Linked DNA regions of Homo sapiens: regions 1, 2, 3 and 5 are each linked to region 4. A link is a loop called in an ENCODE intact Hi-C map of the cell type or tissue named here. Cell type or tissue: PC-9. All regions are shown on one strand. Region 1 overlaps PDSS2 (decaprenyl diphosphate synthase subunit 2). Region 2 has its middle 9.3 kb from the start of ATG5. Region 3 overlaps PDSS2 (decaprenyl diphosphate synthase subunit 2). Region 4 holds the start of LOC124901367 (a long non-coding RNA gene). Region 5 has its middle 17 kb from the start of BEND3.

Region 1 (4,000 bases), 360 kb before region 4:
CACTTTAATTTTTCTGGTATCTTATATGTCTAGTATGTGTGTCTACTCTCAAAACATCTGTAAAATATAATAAACTTTTAGACAGCAGAGGACGGATTGGTTTAATTCTTTTGCTATGGTATCCAGTATAGCTCAGGTGTAATCAGATACTTACAAAAGGTTGCTTTTTTTTTTAAATGTAAATGCCATTATATTCTAGTACAGCTATTATATATGGCTATGGTCTACAATATGGCAGATTCCTGAATGGATTGTTAGGTGGTTTTGAGGCATTTAGAGTAGCATCATGACAGCATGATAGTAATACTCATTTTCCTCTTTTAGTATAACAGATTTCTTTTTTTCGTGAATATTGGGCCTTTTTAAACAGGCCCTATATATCTACTCTGATTTAGCTTTTTAAGTGACTGCCGTTCTCCCTTCCTCAACAGTGTTTTAATTCAGCAGTATTTAACCTACCAACATTTTTCATTTAATGAACAAAAAATGTATAGACTCCAAAGCTTTTTTAAAAAACAAAACATATACTACATCTATAGCTTTGCACATATTGTGCACATAAAACTTTGTATAAATGGTTGCAGTATTATTCCTGGCTTTGAATTTTGCTTTTCTTCTACCAGAAAAAGCTTCTGGTAACCAGACGTCACAAAAGGTACAGATAATCATAAGATGTCAATCATAATACAAAAACAAGTTATATTGTTGAACTGCAGAAAAAGTAAAAGCAACTAGGCCCCATGCTGGTCACTACTGCTCTACGTTCATTTCAATACTACATGTAATTATGAATCTCAAGGAACAAACCAAGAACGAGCCTGCTGAGAGTGGAGACAGAGGAGTATGGCCAACCTCTCCTCCACGGCACCTCGCAGCAGTGTCAGAGCAGCCATTTTGTCAGTGCGTCTCTTTCTTTCCACTGCTCTAAGATCTTCAGTTTATTCATTTGCTCTCACCTCTGCCCTATTCCAGAGGGTTTAAATGGTTTAGGTATTATTAGATGATGTTCAGTAATAACAGAAAAAAAGCACAACCAGATGTGGAGGAAACATGAGACAAAGGTGTGACAAGAGATGAAGTGTGATAAACTGAGAGGGCACAAAATGGGAGGGGGCCAGGGAGAGCCCCAGAGTGATGAGGGAATAGTATGAACTACAGACTTTAATGTAGCTCCCAGAAATAAAGGCTTCTTCTGTATGTGATGAGCCTATTTTATCTCAAAATGTAAAGCTGTCTGAATTTTAGGTTTGATGACCATGTGTTCTGCAAAGACAGCATATAGATTACAACCGTGCCTGACCTCCCAGTTTTAGGAACAAAGTGGAATTCTGTCACTGGACACCATCAGGGCTTTGGGTTACATCTCCAACTCCTTATTCTATGGATAAAAATAAAAGCTCCCAATATAATATTCATAATTTATAACAATAACATGCAGATCACCTTTTACCGTTTGAAAATGGCACCAAATTAGTAATGGTCACCATTTCTACAGCAAAAAATAATGTGAGCACTTTACTGCTTGATGGTACTGTTAGATTAGTGGTCCCCAGTTTGGGGTACGCAGATCTTTAAGGGTTATTTACAGTAGGTAACAAGTTCTTCACAGAGGTGAGTAATTTTCCCTTTCCAAAATGTCGAAGGAAAGCAATGTATTCCCCCTCCCCCCAGATAAAGTAACATCTGTTAACAAAATTTTTAATTTTCTTTAATTTTGTACTCATTAATAAGATGCGACAGTGGTTATCTTGTGGTCATCAGAAGCTCAGATTGGCAGTTACAAGTGTATCTAATAAAATGGAAAATCATATAATGATGATTTTATATATAAAGTGCCTGGTAAAGACGCTTTTTTAAACAGGGGTGGGAGAATAACAAAAGGAATCCTGAGCGGTAAACAGGTGGGGAGGTTATCATAATGAAGTATATACTGGCTAATTTCCCTCCACTTCTCCTTGACCGCCCCGCTTCTTTCACCAAGGCAGTCTAAGAGGAAGTAGCTATCTACTTCAACAACAGCTCTAACAGGAGACCAGAAGAGGTCAGCGGAGAGCAGTGCTAGGCACCCATCCTCCCACCCAGAGGGCTGAGCTCCAGAAGATCCCAGGTCTCTGTTTACTCAAAAAAGAAGCAACTATGAAAACAGAACAAATTGTTTTATTCAATTTTTTACTTTGACACAATCAGAGATGACCTATAAGTCTGTTGTAATGGTTAGCTTAAAAAAAAAAGATCTGAAGTAGAAAATGAAAAAATTTTCCTTATATACCAAAAAGTTCCCTGAAGAAGACAATAAAAATGATAATGCCTTGATAGTGACATAATCTTATTTTCTCTGAGATAGCTAGCAATCCATTATTTCTTAAAAACATGAGTTGCAGGTGCACAAAAATTCCCATTTAAATATACTCAGTTCATCGGCCGGGCACGGTGGCTCACGCCTGTAATTCTCAGCACTTTGGGAGGCCAAGGTGGGTGGATTGCCTGAGCTCAGGAGTTCAAAACCAGCCTAGGCAACATGGTGAAACCCCATCTCTACTAAAAACACAAAAAATTAGCTGGGCCTGGTGGCAGGCGCCTGTAATCCCAGCTACTTGGGAGGCTGAGGCAGGAGAATCACTTGAACCCAGGAGACAGAGGTTGCAGTGAGCCGAGATTGTGCCATTGCACTCCAGCCTGGGTGACAGAGTGAGACTATGTTAAAAAAGAAAATATATATATATACACACACACACACACACATACACACACACACACACTACACACACACTCAGTATCTGATTATTTGTGCTATGGAAAAAAGAATGTGCAATTACTAAGAACTGGTCAAGTACTACAGAGTCCCTGGTTTCTAAATTAATTCTAAAATCGGAAAGTGGAAAAATTAAACATGTTTTTTGAATGTTTTAAATATTTAAATATAAATGTTTCTTCTCTTATACCTTCAGGGAGTGTAAACCAAATAGAAAGTTTCCCCTACTCCCCACATTTAAAGCTGAAGAATTAGAAGGAAAACACACTATATAAACTTTTAAACACCAGCTGTAGTGTTTTTACTTGCCTTCCTCAGAACTTCCTTCATTGAAGGTACAGTACCTAAAAACCAGCTTTTGCTACGTTCCCACGCAAATAGAGGTCATGATCTGGGGTGTTCTGATTGACTATAAACTTGTAGTAGTATACCAGGCACAGAAAGAATGGCAACCACAAAAGACAACGTGGTACCTGACGTTAGGGGCCTTATGAATTTAATAAGGGCATTGATAAAATTAGAAAATGCTAAGGAAAGACCTAAAATGGATGAATATATTCAACAGATAACAGAGAGGTCCAAGTTACCTTGCCTACCCCTCTAATTGTTTTTGAGGAAGATCAACTTTCAGCCAAAGCGCTGCAGACAATATAAAACAAAGTTTGCATAAAGTACCTTTGAAAATAACAAGCTGCCTATAAACCGTTGCAGACGTGTCAGTAACAAAGGTTTTGCAAAGTTAAAGCCCTAAATTGAATTAAACCCTAATAATTTTGTATTATTACATTTTCATTCCCTGACAATTCTGATTTTTCAGCTTACTGTTTTTGTTAAATTTAAATTGGTCTGGTCTATCTATAGAGAGAGATAAAAAAGCAAATCCCTATTTTTTAAAGTTCTGAGTTGAATGGTATAAAATTAAATACAGAAATGCATTTTAAGTGCAAAGTATCCTTCCACTGTTGCCAGAAAACAAGTAACAAAGAGGAGTTAAGTAATTTAACAGCCATATTTTCTCACTCGCCTTCATTGGGAACACAGTCGTTTGCATGGCATAATAAGCTGTAAATTATAAACATTTTTACATAGCCTGCTGCAAAGAAAAGTCTGCCAGCTTTCTACTATATTGGATAGTGTTCAAGTGATTAACTATAGCTTTGGAAAAAAGGGGTGGAAACTTGTTTTGCGTCGCAGTTTGTTGGTTCTCACGTACAGCCTCAAAAAAATCCATTACATCATTATTTGCAA
Region 2 (4,000 bases), 1.3 Mb before region 4:
GTGGTAGAAATAGCAATAACTGTAACTAGAAGTGAGCCTGAAGATGTGACTGAATTACTGCAATCTCATTGTAAAATTTTAACAGATGAGGAGCTACATCTTATGGGTGAACAAAGAAAATGGTTTCTTGAGATAGAATCTACTCCTGGTGAAGATACTGTGAACACCGTTGAAATGACAACCAAGGATGTAGAATATTCCATAAACTTAGCTGATAAAGCAGCAACAGAGTTTGAAAGGATTGACCCTAATTTTGAAAGAAGTTCTAGTGTGAGTAAAATGCTATCAAACAGCATCACATGCTACAGAGAAATCTTTTATGAAGAGCCAATTACTGTGGTAATCTTCATTGTCTTATTTTAAGAAATTGTTGCAGCCACCCCAACTTTCAGCAATCACCACCCAGATCAGTCAGCAACCATCAGCATTGAGGCAAGACCCTCTAACAGCAAAAAGATTACCACTTACTGAAGGCTCAGATGATGGTTAGCAATTTTTAGCAATAAAGTATATATATTTTTTGAGACAGGGTCTCACTCTGTCGCCTAGGCTGGAGTGCAGTGGCATAATCATGGCTCACTGTAGCCTTGATCTCCCAGGCTCAAGCGATCCTCCTGCCTTAGCCTTCCAAGTAGCTGGGACCACAAGGACATGCCACTATGCTTGGCTAACTTTTAATTTTTTTGTAGATATGGGGTCTTGCTATGTGGCTCAGGCTGGTCTTGAACTCCTGGATTCAAGCAATCCTCCCACCTCAGACTCCCAAAGTGTTGGGATTACAGGTGTGAGCCACCATCCCTGGCTAAACCATTTTTAAATTAAGGTATATACATTTGTTTTTTAGACAATACTATTGCACTCTAAATAGACTACCTTATAGTACCTATAATATAAACATTAATTTTTATACGCATTGGAAAACCAAAAGAATTGTGTTACTTTTTAGCACTCTTTATTTTATTGCAATGGTCTGAAACCAAACCCTCAATATCTTGAAGGTACGCCGGTATATATTTTAAAAATCACAATTTGGAGCAGCTTTTCTGTGACTACCGTGTGAACTCTACAACACCGTATGCAATTCTATCACCGTTACAGATAAAATGTAGGGTTCCATTGAAAAATAGCGTGTTATAAGACACTATATGTATAACTCCAGTTACTGAATCTTCTCTACCTGTCTACACAGATGGATTCCACAGGGTTAAATTAAAGAAATATGCCAAATATTATTTAGAGATACGTATACACTCAAAACTATTTTTTTTTTTTTTTTTTGAGACGGAGTCTCGCTCTGTCGCCCAGGCTGGAGTGCAGTGGCGCGATCTCGGCTCACTGCAAGCTCCGCCTTCCGGGTTCATGCCATTCTTCTGCCTCAGCCTCCGGAGTAGCTGGGACTACATGCGCCCGCCACCATACCCAGCTAATTTTTTGTATTTTTAGTAGAGACGGGGTTTCACCATGCTAGCCAGGATGGTCTCGATCTCCTGACCTGGTGATCCGCCCGCCTTGGCCTCCCAAAGGACTACGATTACAGGCGTGAGCCACCGTGCCTGGCCTACACTCATAACTATTATGGATTTGTGTTCTAATTTTTCATCCTATAAATTAATATTGTCTTAAAAAAATCTTTGTATCAGATTTTTTTACTGTTTCCATATGAATTTTTTTCTGTAAAAAGCTCCAGGCTCAGTATGGTGGCTCACGCTTGTAGTCCCAGTACTTTGAAAGGCCAAGGCAGAAGAATTGCTTGAGATCAGGAGTTTGATACCAGCCTTGTCAACACAATGAGATCCCATCACTACAAAACATTTTTAAAATTAGCTGGGCATGATGGTGCCTGCCTGTAATCCTAGATACTCAGGAGGCCGAAGTGGGAAGATTCCTTGAGCCCAGGAGTCTGTGGCTACAGTGAGCTATGATTGCACCACTGCACTCCACCCTGGGCAACAGAGTGGGACACTGTCTCTTAAAAAAAAAAACAAAAAAAACTCTTAATAAAGTCTAGGATGAATCAGCCAGGCAGTTTTTCAGTCTGTTTTTTTCAATGAACATCAGAAAGAAAAATAATCTGGGAAGTGTAAAACTGAAGGACAAGTCTTTAAAAAAAAAAAGTAAAAATAAAAATAGCCTGATTTCTAAAATAGTAAAATAGATTCTTGCAATAATGCGTTGTTGTCAACAGGTGTCACTGTCTACCAGAGGTAAAGCTCAGAGCTCCCCAGCCAGCAAGGCCAGCCAACAGCACCCTCAATGAGGTAAAGATAGGCCAGGTGCGGTGGCTCACGCATGTAATTCCAGCACTTTGGGAGGCCCAGGCAGGTGGATCACATGAGGTCAGGAGTTTGAGAGCAGCCTGGCCAACATGGCAAAACCCTGTCTCTACAAATAAACAAATTAGCTGGGCATTGTGGTGTGTGCCTGTAATCCCAGCTACTCAGGAGGCTGAGGTAGGAGAATTGCTTGAACCCTGGAGGCAGAGGTTGCAGTAAGCTGAGATCGCATCACTGGACTCCAGCCTGGGCAACAGAGCTAGACTCTGCTAAAAAAAAAAAAAAAAAAAAAAAAAAAAAAAAAAAAAAAAAAAAAAAAAAAAAGATGTAAAGATAGTGTTTCCCAGTAGGAAACATCTGGTTATTGTAAAAGATCTTGTGAAATCCTAAAAACGTTCTCACAACAAAATTATTTTAATTTCCAAAAAAAAAAGGCTTCTAAACCTTGTGAATATTAACTCACATTCTCTTTTTTTTTTTTTTTTTTTTTTTGAGACAGAGTCTCACTCTGTTGCCCAGGCTGGAGTGCAGTGGCGCGATCTTGGCTCACTGCAAGCTCCACCTCCCAGGTTCATGCCATTCTCCTGCCTCAGCCTCCCAAGTAGCTGGGACTACAGGCGCCCATCACCACGCCCGGCTAATTTTTTTTTGTATTTTTAGTAGAGACGGGGTTTCACTGTGTTAGCCAGGATGGTCTCAAACTCCTGACCTCGTGATCCGCCCTCCTCGGCCTCCCAAAGTGCTGGGATTACAGGCGTGAGCCATCGCGCCCAGCCTCATATTCTCTTTCAAATCCATCCCCTTTCCCTCACATTCTCTCATTGGTTTGATTTGGATCATCGGCTTGTGCAGCAGAGCAGAGTGGTTGAGATATGAACTCTTAAATTCTTGCTCTGACATCTATTACCTATATGGCCACAGACAAATGAGTTAACCAGGACTGGCTACATAATTTCTGATGCCCAGGGCAAAATGAAAACGAGGGCCCTTTGTTTAAAAATTAAGAATCTCAAGATGGAGACAGCAGAGCATGAAAGCCGGTGCCAGGCCTTGTGCAACTGAACAGGTCGCATGCACAAGAACTTAGCTCTTATGTAACTTTTCCAAGCCTCCACTTTTCCATTTTCCTCAAGCTAAAATAAGGAAAATGATAGCACCTGCCTCGTGGACTTGTGAGGATTAAGTGAAATGATGCACATAAAACGTTTATCGCAGTGCTTGGCACATAGTAAGCTCTCAATAAATAGGAGCTGCTGTTTTTATGTCCTTCACTAGACTGTATGCCTCTCCTCCCCTGTGCCAATCCATTTTACAACCTGCTGCCAGAGTAATCTTCTTTAGCACAGTTCTGATTATGCCCCTGCCCTATTTTTATAAAAACTAAATCTTCACTGCCTACAGAACAAAATCCAAATCTAACCCGAATCCACTTTTCCAGCTCCTCTCTCGTCAGCTGTCTGGCTCCCTGGTCTCTCTCTGAGCTCGGTCCTCACATCCCTGTGCCTTTGCTTACCATGTTCATTCTGCTAGAAATGTCCTTTCCCCAGGGCTGGGGGGAAATATACAGGGATCTAAGTCACAGATCTGCCTTGGAATTGCTTACAACCTAAACTGGGAAACAGAGCATTATACAAGAGATGTAGCAAAGCACAAGGCAGGAGTGGTCAAGGGAAAAAGTGTCATAAAAGCTCAGAAGGAGCAAAAGTCTTGACTAAAATGGCACTTTT
Region 3 (4,000 bases), 500 kb before region 4:
TTATATGGTTTAGAGGTATTTATATATAGTTTAAATAATTTTACTGGTACACTTAAAATTGACCTAATTGTTGACAGAATGGCAGAGAAGAACTGAGACAAAGTAGTGCTTGCTATGTCAAGGAGTGAAGGTCAATTTGGATGACAGAGTGAGACCCTGTCTCAAAAAAAAACCAAAAAAACCTGCATTTCAGGGTATGAGCAGACATGCCTGCTCTCAAAATGTAATTAAATGAGACAAAATGGACGAAGTAATTCTTTTTTTTTTTTCTATTTTCTTTACATGTATCTGCTGAAACACGTAATGTAATTCTTTTTTTTTTTTTTTTTGGGAGACAGGGTCTCACTCTCACTCAGGCTGGAGTGCAGTGTTGCAATCTTGGCTCACTGCAACCTCTGCCTCTCGGGTTCAAGTGATTCTTGTGCCTCAGCCTCCCGAGTAGCTGAGATTACAGGCATGTGCCACTGTGCCTGGCTAATTTTTGTATTTTTAGTAGAGACGGGGTTTTGCCATGTTGGTCAGGCTGGTCTCAAACTCAAACTCCTGATCCCAGGTGATCCGCCCGCCTTGGCTTCCCAAATTGCTGGGATTACAGGCGTGAGCCACCATGCGCAGCCTGTAATTCTTAATTTATAAACTTGCATCAACATTTGATAGGTTTGGCATTTGAGGTTAGTAATATAGAATTATATTACATTTAGGATTAATTTCACAGGAAAAGCAATCACTGCCTCTTGGTTGTCATGTCTTCCAAAGGAATATTTGGTGATTTATAAATAATCATGGATTTATCCATATTCTGATTCAAAGTTAATTTTTAATTTTAGTATCATATTCCAAAGAGAAACTTAATTCTACACATTGAAATTCAAAAGCAAAACTGGGACTGTAAAGCTTTTTAGCAAACTCTGTAATAGAAATTCAACAAGCAAAACATGTCATAGGCTGTAGACTGCAGCAATGAGCCACTCTTGCCTGTAGCTTTTTTAGGAGTGAATCAATAAATAGTAAGCTCTGTAATCTCATGACAAATACTAAGCTGGTTATTTAATTAAAAAGAATACTGTGGGATGAGAGCATTCACATCATGTAGGAATCAAATAGTCCTGGGGGTATTTGAGGAATATATAAACTATGTTAAGAGTGAGTTTCGGTTTCTGTTATTTTACTTGAATCCCTATCTTACTTATACATTTCTTATATCCTTCTCATGTTCCAATTTTCATGTGCTTTAGTATTTGGATGCTGATACCTAGGGACCACTTGCCCCAAACTACCACTATCATCATCCATGTGATCCTAGATTCCTAGCATCCTAAAATACATCCTGATATAAGATGAGTTTAAAACACATTTATAATTTCACAAGAAAGCACCTCAAACGACAGAGAAATTCTATCTACATTTATTAATGAAATAAATGTAGGCTTCAGCCACGTCTTCTAGGTAGGTTGCATCAGTGTGGGGGCCAATGTATGAGGTGAAGAATGTATATTTACTCTGTGCCATGTAAGTGTAATCATATCTGCAAGATTAACAGCTCTTCCAAATGTAGGAGGTCTCTACGCTATGGTGTTATGGAAGGTGTATTTGTTAACTTAGATTGTGCCTCTTTCAAGAGAATGATGATCAGAGTTTGTTTTAAATGGTTATTATCTATAAAACTTTCTTTTCAAAAGTGAAGCATGCTTATCAGCTTAAAGTCACAATAATTATTACACTGGTTCAGCAAACATAAATCCTAGCACAGTCATTTATTAGACAATCACATTTCTGAGACCAGAATTATGTTAGATTATAGACTAATACACACCGTTTTCTGGATGCTTGCAAGATCAGAGCCTGAATACAACAACAACTTTTTGTAGTATGTCTAAAGCACTTTGAGAAGCAGGATGGTGGTAAAGAATACACACTGCTGCTGGGCGAAGTGGCTCACATCTGTAATCCCAGCACTTTGGGAGGCTGAGGTGGGCGGATCACTTGAGGACAGGAGTTCGAGGCCAGCCTGGCCAACATAGTGAAACCCTGTCTCTTAAAAAAAACAAATAACAAAAGAGAATACACATTGTGAAGTCAGCAGACCTGAGTAGAATCTTGACCCTGTGAGATAATTGTGTGGACACTGTTAGGTTATTTGAGCTCTTCTCTATAAAAAGAGGGGATTCACAGAATTCGATAGAACCATTTGATTAAGGTGTTTAGTGTGTGTCTTAAACAGTGTACGCTGCAAAGCACGCATACAATGGCATGCATCTTAAAGAAAGTACAGCACATAGAAAGGTCTACCCATTTTTCTGACAGCTGCACACAAATCTTAGGAATCAATTAAAGATACAGGTTAGCATAATCTTCTTAGATCCAGGATAGGGAGATCTTCCACAGGGGGCACCATTGCGCTACACACTAATCAATCTTCAGAGGTACAGCTTTGGTTTTATTATGATTTAGTTAAGATCCTTCTTCTTCTTTTTTTTTTTAGATGGAGTTTCACATTGTTGCCCAGGCTGGAGTGCAGTGGTGTGATCTCAGCTCACTGCTGCCTCTGCCTCCCGGGTTCAAGCGATTCTCCTGCCTCTGCCTCCTGAATAGCTGGGATTATAGGTGCCCGCCATTACGCCTAGCTAATTATTGTATTTTTAGTAGAGACGGGGTTTCACCATGTTGGTCAGGCTGGTCTCAAACTCCTGGCCTCGTGATTCGCCCGCCTCGGCCTTCTTACAGGAGTGAGCCACAGCATCCGGCCTTAGCTAAGATCTTTCATCAAGCCAGAATGTCAAGGACTCGGGGGAAAAGGACAGAATCTACTCACCTACAATCTTTAGTAACATTTCACACTTCACTGAGCTATGCTGCAGGTCCCATGATCTCTACTGTTACCTAAGTAATTCTGTTTGAAAACTGAGGGACATAGCCACCTTGTTATTTCAGGAAAGATGGTTAAGTACATTATCAGGGATCAATACTCTGATGTGGTAAGTGGGGAGGCTGAGTAGTGCTTGGAGACACTGCATAGGAAATATAGAGGAATGGCTTCAGATGTACCAACTGAATCAACTACAGCTTTCTGATGGCTCAAACAGCTTCAAATCACAAAAATTCTTAATTCAACACAAAATCCGACAGCAGGATTAGTGTATGACTGTGGAAATATGAATCTAGGTAACGATATCTTCTAACTTACTAAAACTACGTTCAGTATCTATACAGAGGTGCCTCTCTTTTCACTCAAAAACCATAATTTTGGGAAACCCATGCCTCTCCACTATATTTTATGACAAGGAAAGAGATAGTGTTCCCTTCAGATCCACTTTAAAACAGTTTTAATGGACTAAACAGGCTTTTCTATAGGGACAGAGGGCTCTATCTTCGACATAAAGACATACAGGCTCTCCTGGTGCACAGGTGGCTTCTGACACCACAAACTGGGAGCAATAATTGAATCCAGCTATCCCACAGTGCAGAGCATCCACCCGCAGAGCCAGCCTGAAGGGCATTTCTAGTTAGCTTTCCAGATAAGACTCAAAAGATTACCCCAATTGAATCTCTCTGCCTCAACCCAGGGGGTGAGAGGCATTGAGGATGTAATCATTTGATTAAAAATATACTTGGGGGGATATAAGAGGAACAAAGGTGGAATTAAATATTCCTTATGAATTAGAAGAACAGAGGTTAGGCAAAAACGCGCAGTATCTTGGGTCATCATTCATTCATTCATTCGACAGTCAGTCAACAAATATTTATTGGGTACCTATCCTGCACCAGGTGCTGTAGTAGGCTTTCACGGTGCAATGGTGAGCAAACTCAAGACACCATTCCATGCTTACCGTCAAGAACTGGTCTTCATCAACGATCTAAGCCTGACTTAGCTTCCTGATAAATATTAGATATTATGTAGATATGTAATTTTTAGGGGTCAGTAATACAAAATGGTAAATTGAAGAGTGGGAGAGACTGCCCCACTAAATATTGTTATGAGCTAAATAATGTAAACTTTTAC
Region 4 (4,000 bases):
TGGCTCTTGCGATAACTGACCTACTCCTGTGATGACCATTAGTCCATTCATGAGGGCAGAGCGCTCACCACCCAATCAGCTCTCAAAGGCCACACCTCACAGTGCTGTTATATTGGGGCATGAATTTCAACATGAGTTTTGAGGAGACAAACATTGGAATGGTAGCAGAAGAGATGATGCCCCCAGGCAGTCACCCACTCTCTCCTCCTTTCCCTCACAGCATTTGTAAGTTACTGGACCTTTTTATTCACTTGTCTATCTTCTCAACAAGACTGTGGGCTCTTCAAGAGAAAAGACCTCTTGTCAGTGCCTGGTGCATAATAGGTCTCAATAGATCTTAGGCCCTGCATCACTTTAATGATTCTCAAATACGTGTGCATAAGAATTACTTGAAGAATGGGTTAAATTGCAGATCCCCAGACCTCAGATTAGTGATCTTATAATCTGCATCTTTTAATAAGACTGTGTGATTCTGAGGCATTCATGTTCACAAACCACACTTCGAGAAATACAAATTTGTTCAAACATTTTATAGGTGGGGAAACAGAGGGCTGGAGATTAATTAACAGAGGGCTGCTTTCAGACTCTTGACTACTCAATGTAATGGGAGATCCTGGTGCTTTCAGATAGAACTATCTTAAATTTTTATTAATCTAATTAAGCTCATCACAGTCACAGTGATGATCATTGTTTGGAATATTAACAATGCCTTGAACGAAAATCATTGAATACCACATTTTAAAATAATAACAAGGCTTAACATGGTGGCTCACACCTGTAATCCTAGCACTTTGGGAGGCTGAGGTGGGCAGATCCCTTGAGGTCAAGAGTTTAAGACCAAGCTGGACAACATGGTGAAACCCCATCTCTACAAAAAATACAAAAATTAGCTGGGCACGGTGTCTCACATCTGTAATCCTAGCTGTCGGGAGGCTAAGGTGGGAGGATCACTTGAGCCTGGGAGGCGGAGGTTGCAGTGAGCCGAGATTGTGCCACTGCACTCCAGCCTGGATGATAGAGCTGGGTCTTGTCTCAAAAATTTTTTTTAATTAAAAAAAAAAATAGTAACAAGACTCTCTACTATTTAGTTAGATCCCTTTTCTCAAAGCGTAGGCATGCAGACACGGGGCACCCTCTCCCTCTGCTGCCATTAGTGTCTCCTTAGAATTTGAATTGTTTTTCCACTGACAACAGAACAAGTCCCTAGGGTGATTTATGCCTCCAAGGTGTCATTTGCCTCAATGGCTGTCCCCAGAGGCTGTTTGCCACAAGCTCTATTTCCAGCAGGGTGTCCTCTGACCCCTCTGACACCCACACTTTATGGTGGCAGATATAGGGCCCCAAAGTAGAACAATGTTCAGGCATCTGGCTCATGCCCGCTTTTATGAGCAAAACCTTATTTCACCTGCCAGTCTTTTGGTGAGCATTGTGTGTGCTGGTTCCTGCCTTGGGCAGCAGGTGCCACCTAGAGGGCCCTGTGACTGCCACCGTGGCTTGGCAGGGGCTGGGCAGCCTGGGTCCTGAGGAAACTCAGCGGACATCCACTGAGGGTCACACAGGCCCCTAAGCAGCCCTGACACTAAGCCACCCTGAAGCCCTGGGCGTCCGAGGAGGGGGCTGTCGGGGAACCCGGGAAGAACAATAGGAGGTGGGCCTGGTTCCTAGCACTCAGCCACCTTGCTTGACGTAATTCTGAGAGGAAATGGGCAAGAACTCTGTTTGTCGGCCACAAGGTGTCAGCAGCGGGCTGGCCAGGGGATGGCTCTGCGAGCAGGCCCAGGAGGAGCCGCAGCACGCTGAGAGGGTGTTGCTGGTTGCTCTTTGAAGTTCCTAGTTTGCAGAGACTGCTTTTCTTATTAGTGGGGGCCTGATGATTACGATACCAAAAGACCCCTCTCTGCCTTGCCTGCGGACCAGCCACATGCCTCTCTCTGCTTTCAGTTGGGTAAAATTGCCGCCGCCGGACACCTCAACCAAGCCTGAACTGCAGCTTGAAGAGCTGGATGCAGGTGGAGATTTGGGGATAACACCACACAAAGCAATGATGTAGGAGGTGTATGAAGACGGAGTAGTTCAGGACACTCCTTTTTAAAAAATTGGATATGAGTTCTGGCTTGCCTGCGCGCTAGGTGTGAATTTGAAGTCTGGGTTTGCATCCCCATCTGTAAAATAGCATGTTTCCCATCTTTCAAACGACGATATCCACAGGCTTCTTATGTGGGTCAAATGAGATCAGGTAATTTGCAAACTATGAGGTACTATACACACGTGGGTGCGATTGTTGGGGCTTATCTTTTGGCCCAAGCTGTGTCCTAGAGCTTCCTTCTGACTAGAGGAACAGACACTGAAGCACAAACGGATGGCTGACTCTTCCGAGCGGGTCATGTGCAGTCTCCGTGTGAGCTGCCAGCCATCAAGTTCCGATCCAGCCTGATAGAGTCATCTTCCAACTAGATTCTTCCTGGATGCCTTTGCATGGCTCGTGTCCAACTGGAAAGCTGGCAGTGGATGCTCGCTCTTCCCTCTTCACTGAGCCCGCTTTTCCATACTGGAAGAAGATGAAACACACATTTCAGAATGTAAGTTTTTCCTGCCGGACACTATCCCCCCTGGAGTGATGGAGAAAAATATTAGATGAAGTCAGGGGATAACTGAGTAACATACTGATTTATAAACTCATGGAATCAAATGAAAGTGTTTTTTCCACTGGTGGGGTTATTTATTATGTCCTGGCTGGACAGATCCCAGAGAGGAAGAGGCTTTGGTCCCTGAGCAATAGAAGTAGCAGGAACCAATTTTCTCCATTGCTCTGCTTTAAAAAAAAAAAAAAATAGAACTCACCTGGCTTTGAAATTCATCCCACTCATCACCTTTGGAGTGAGTGGGGACTAAGGCACAGGCCCCATCATGCTGGGATGTTGGCAAAGAAGAGATGAGGCTGCTGCTACTGGTCATTGCTCTGTGGAGCTTTTCATGTGGCCTGTTTCTTGGTGGAAATAAACTACCTGGAAAGTATATTATGAAAAACTCTGATGGGATTTTGATTGTAATTTTACTGTTTATATTAATTTGTGGAAAAGTGTCATCTTTGTGATATAAAGTTTTTCCATCCATGAACATGGTGTATCTTTCCGTTTATTCGATTTCTTTTTTGTGTGTTTCAAAGAAACCTTTTAAGTTTCTGTGTAAAGGCTTTGGGCATCTTATGTTCAATTAATTTCTAGATAAATTATAAGCTTTTTCATGCTATTGTAATGGAATCTTTAAAAATACATTTTGTTATTGTTGCTGTTATGTAGGTAAATATTTGTGTGTGTGTGTGTGTGTGTGTGTGTGTGTGTGTTGATAGAAATTGACTGAAGCCTTATCAGTTCTAATGGTTTGTTTATTGTTTTGGATTTTCTGTGTAAACAATGATATTGAATAATGCACATTTCAGCTTTTCCTTTTTAATCCTGATATATTTTGTTTCTTTTTGTTTTGTTACACTGTCAGTTAGCATCTTGAGGTCATCCTACTTGTCCTGACTTCAAGGGAAATTTTTTGGCATAAATGTTTTATTTTTAAATAATTTTAAATTTATTTTAAGAACTTGCAAAGATAGTACATAGAGTTGCCATAGACCCCTCACCCAGTGTCCTCCATTGTTAACAATTATAGAACATGGTACCCATGTCAAAACTAAGAAACCAAAACTGATGTATCAATATTCACTAAACTCTAGAGTTTATTCAGATTTCACTAGTTCTTCCGCTAATGTTCCTTTTCTGCCCCAGGATCCCATCTAGGATATCCCATTCTGTTTAGTCATCATATCTTCTTAGTCTCCCCTGGTCTATGACAGTTTTTCCTTCTTTCTTTTTCATGACCTTGACACTTTTGAGGCATATTGGTTAGGTATTTTATGGAATGTTTCTCAATTTTGAGTTTGCCTGATGTTTTTCTCATGAATAGAATGTGTTTATGGTTTTTTGGGAATAATATCAGAGCAGTGTCCTTC
Region 5 (4,000 bases), 540 kb before region 4:
GCACTCCAGCCTGGGCGACAGAGAGAGACTCCATCTCAAAAAAAAATAAATAAAATAAAATAAAATTTCATGGCATTGATGCAATAGGGTAAACAGCCTCTGGATGGATTTCTCACCTTTGCATGTTTACCTTTTTTTTTTTTCTGCTTGAATTTCAATTAGTCTTAGCCTAACAATGGCTTTTTTTTTTTTTTTTTTTTTAGACAGAGTCTTGCTCTGTCGCCCAGACTGGAGTGCAGTGGCGTAATCTTGGCTCACTGCAATCTCTGTCTCCTGGGCTTAAGTGTTCCTCCTGCCTCAGCCTCCTGAGTAGCTGGGACTACAGGAGCGTGCCACCATGCCCAGCTAATTTTTGTATTTTTAGTAGAGACGGGGTTTCATCATGTTGGCCAGGCTGGTCTTGAACCCCTGCCCTCAAATGATCCGCCCAACTTGGCCTTTCAAAGTGTTGGCCACTGTGCTCGGCCCAATAATGGCTTCTTATAGCCAACCAAAACAAATGGAGTACACAAAAGCTCTAAAATAAAAAATACAGTGCTACTATATTCTAAGCATTCAAGAGCTCCTTGATAAGCACAATAAAACCCCATGATAATGCCCTCATCAAAAATATGATTTCATTTTATTTATTTATTTTTGAGACCGTGTCTTGCTCTGTCACCCAGGCTGGAGTATGGTGGTGTGATCATGGCTCACTACAGCTTCACCTCCTGGGCTCAAATGATACTCCCACCTCAGCCTCCTGAGTAGCTGGGACTATAGGCACACACCGCCATGCCTGGCTAATTTTTTGATTTTTTGTAGAGACAGTCTCACTATGTTGCCCAGGCTGGTCTCAAACTCCTGGGTTCAAGTGATACCCCTACCTTGGCCTTTCAAAGTGCTGGGATTACACGCATGAGCTACTGTACCCGGCCAAAAATAAAATTTGTTTTTTTTCTTTTGAGATGGAGTCTTGCTCTGTCGCCAGACTGGAGAGCAGTGGTGCAATCTCGGCTCCCTATAACCTCCGCCTCCTGGGTTCAAGTGATTCTCCTGCATCAGCCTCCCCAGTAGCTGGGACTGCAGGTGCCCAGCACCATGCCTAGCTAATTTTTGTTTTTTTAGTAGAGACAGGTTTCACCATTTTGGCCAAGCTGGTCTTGAACTCCTAACCTCAGGTGATCTGCCCCCCTTGGCCTCCCAAAGTGCTGGGATTACAGGCGTGAGCCACCGTGCCCGGCCAAAAATATAATTTTAGATATGATGCAGAATTGACAGCTGGCTCCCATTCCCTGCCTAGCCCCTAAACAGGGCAGGTAGAGGGAGGTCTTAGAGAGGAGGCCAAGGCCATAAAGATAGGGAAAAGGCATGTGAACTTGTTTCAGAGAGAGAAGAGGTGAGGGGTAAATCTCGTCCTAATTATTCTCCCAGCTGAATCTGGCCAACTAACTGGGACATTTCCCAAATCGCTAATGTTATCCTGCAGCTTCTGCACTCAGAATTGTCCCCAGTAGGCCGGGCATGGTGGCTCACACCTATAATCTCAGCAGTTTGGGAGGCCGAGGAGAGCAGATCACAAGGTCAGGAGTTCAAGACCAGCCTGGCCAATATGGTGAAACCCTGTCGCTACTAAAAATACAAAATTACCTGGGCATGGTGGTGTGTGCCTGTAGTCCTAGCTACTCTGGAGGCTGAGACAGAAGAATCGCTTGAACTGGGTAGGCGGAGGTTGCAGTGAGCCGAGATCGCACCACTGCACTCCAGCCTGGTGACAGAACAAGACTCTGATTCAAAAACAACAACAAAGAAAACAGGATGTTTAGCCAGGTGCGGTGGCTCATGCCTGTAATCCCAGCCCTTTGGGAGGCCGAGGTGGGTAGATCACCTGAGTTCGGGAGTTTGAGACTAGCCTGACCAACATGGAGAAACCCTGTCTCTACTAAAAAAACCCCACAAAATTAGCCAAGCTTGGTGGTGCGTGCCTGTAATCCCAGCTACTTGGGAGGCTGAGGCAGAAGAATCGCTTGAACCTGGGAGGTGGAGGTTGCAGTGAGCCGGGATCACGCCATTGCACTCCAGGTTGGGTAACAAGAGTGAAATTCCGTCTCCAAAAAAAAAAAAATTGTCCCCATTAATATTTAACTTGGGGCCGACCACCACCACCAGGTGGCATCAAATCACAACTGAGTCTGGCATGAATTTATTTTTGATTTATTTAAAAATTTTTTGGTAGAGACAGGGTATTGTTATGCTGCCCAGGCTGGTCTTAGACCCCTGGGCTCAAGCGATCCACCCGCCTCAGCCTCCCAAAGTGCTGAGATTACAAGCCTGAACTGCTGTGCCTGACCTGGCATGAATTTAGATAGGGCAGTTAGCTCCCAAATTCCTCACAGCTAGCTAGACTGACCCACAATGGTCATTTTGTTGTTAACCCTGCAAGAAATTGTAACCTTCCATTTCATATGACTGATTTATTTGGATCTCAGTTATAATTACAATTACAATTATAATTACAATAGGATTTACTGTATTAATTTATAACCAATAATTGATGAAAGTACTCTCTTAGTAAACTAAAGGCCAAAGAATATTAAATTAGACATTGTACTAATTATTTTGTGCTAATTATACATATACATATTATATATATAAAATATTTATACACACATATACAGAATGCTCGCTTTGGCAGCACATATACTAAAACTGGAATGATGCAGAGATTAGCATGGCCTCTGCACAAGGATGACACTTTTATTTAACTTTGCAAAAAAAAAAAAATTAAGAAAACCAATAAACACACACACACACACACACACACACACACCCCCCTCATAGCTTGAGTTTATTTATTTTTTGAGACAGGTCTCACTCTGTCACCCAGACTGGAGTGCAGTGGTGCAATCTTGGCTCATTGCAACCTCTGCCTCCCGGGTTCAAGCAATTCTCCTTCCTCAGCCTCCCGAGTAGCTGGGATTACAGACATGCACCACTACTGCCTGGCTATTTTTTTTTTTTCTATTTTTAGTAGAGACGGGGTTTCTACTAAAACCCCGTTTAGTAGAAACGGGGTTTTTTTTAGTAGAGACGGGGTTTCTCCATGTTGGTCAGGCTCATCTCGAACTCCCGAACTCAGGTGATCCACCCACCTCGGCCTCCCAAAGGGCTGGGATTACAGGCATGAGCCACCGCACCCGGCTAAACATCCTGTTTTCTTTTTTGTTGTTGTTTTTGAATCAAAGTCTTGTTCTGTCACCAGGCTGGAGTGCAGTGGTGCCATGTTGGCCAGGCTGGTCTCAAACTCCTGACCCCAAACAATCCACACTGCTCGGCCTCCCAAAGTGTTGGTATTATAGGCGTGAGCCACCGCACTCAGCCCAGTTTATTATATTACTGAAATTTTCAGGCTGGGCATGGTGGCTCACACCTGTAATACCAGCACTTTGGGAGGCTGAAGCTGGAGGAACACCTGAGCTCAGGAGTTCAAGACCTGCCTGGACAATAAAGTGAGACCCCATCTCTACAAAGATTACACAAATTAGCTGGGCATGGGCGTACATACCTGTAGTCCCAGCTACTCAGGTGGCTGAGGTGTGAGGGTTGCTTGAGCCCAAGAGGTCAAGGCTGTAGTGAGCTATGATCATGCCATTGCACTTTAGCCTGAGCAACAGAGTGAGACTCTCTCAAAAAAACCCAAAATAGACAAAGAAAAAATGAAGGCTGGCCATGGTGGCTCACACACGTAATCCTAGCACTTTGGGAGGCTGAGGTGAGAAGACTGCTTTAGCCCAGGAATTTGAGACCAGCCTGGGCAACATGGCGAAACCTCTTCTCTACAAAAACTTACAAAAATTTGCTGGGTGTGGTGGTGTGTGCCTGTAGTCCCAGCTACTCGGGAGGCTGAGGTGGGAGGATTGCTTGAGCCTGGGAGGTCGAGGCTGCAGTGAGCCATGATCACACCACTGCACTCCAGCCTGGGAGACAGACTGATACCCTGCCTCAAAAAAAAAAAAAAAAA

Evidence for each region. Hi-C counts contacts between places; a loop is a spot of excess contacts. Peaks named below come from ENCODE experiments on the same cell type or tissue, not always from the same donor. Only the 100,000 strongest peaks of a DNase experiment are listed, where the experiment ranks them.
Region 1: it touches region 4 in a loop (18-fold over the local background); 28 of 110 quality-filtered maps call a loop at or near these places.
Region 2: a loop joins it to region 4, with 9 times the contacts of the local background. A loop is called at or near these places in 3 of 110 quality-filtered maps.
Region 3: it touches region 4 in a loop (9-fold over the local background); 4 of 110 quality-filtered maps call a loop at or near these places.
Region 5: it touches region 4 in a loop (11-fold over the local background); 12 of 110 quality-filtered maps call a loop at or near these places.

The regions. Positions count from the first base shown.
Region 1 is chr6:107,316,285-107,320,284 of GRCh38, forward strand. All of the region lies in intron 2 of PDSS2 (decaprenyl diphosphate synthase subunit 2), which reads right to left. Among named protein-coding and RNA genes, the nearest start is that of PDSS2, 140 kb to the right of the region's middle. In PC-9, a CTCF peak has its summit at 2,055 (motif pointing right); no DNase peak of the experiment used is centred here.
Region 2 is chr6:106,333,016-106,337,015 of GRCh38, forward strand. No RefSeq gene overlaps it. Among named protein-coding and RNA genes, the nearest start is that of ATG5, 9.3 kb to the left of the region's middle. In PC-9, CTCF peaks have their summits at 2,184 and 2,387; a DNase peak (open chromatin) is centred at 2,216.
Region 3 is chr6:107,176,820-107,180,819 of GRCh38, forward strand. All of the region lies in intron 7 of PDSS2 (decaprenyl diphosphate synthase subunit 2), which reads right to left. Among named protein-coding and RNA genes, the nearest start is that of BEND3, 63 kb to the left of the region's middle. In PC-9, CTCF peaks have their summits at 2,367 and 2,676; no DNase peak of the experiment used is centred here.
Region 4 is chr6:107,673,783-107,677,782 of GRCh38, forward strand. It overlaps LOC124901367 (a long non-coding RNA gene), which reads left to right and starts at 1,089. Exons shown (of 2, transcript XR_007059694.1): 1 at 1,089-2,579. RefSeq lists enhancers at 1-46, 944-1,525, 1,526-2,106, 1,640-1,839. In PC-9, CTCF peaks have their summits at 1,636 and 1,840; DNase peaks (open chromatin) are centred at 1,449 and 1,739; H3K4me3 peaks cover 420 bases.
Region 5 is chr6:107,130,413-107,134,412 of GRCh38, forward strand. It overlaps the pseudogene RNU6-1299P. Among named protein-coding and RNA genes, the nearest start is that of BEND3, 17 kb to the left of the region's middle. In PC-9, CTCF peaks have their summits at 2,164 (motif pointing right) and 2,366; a DNase peak (open chromatin) is centred at 2,119.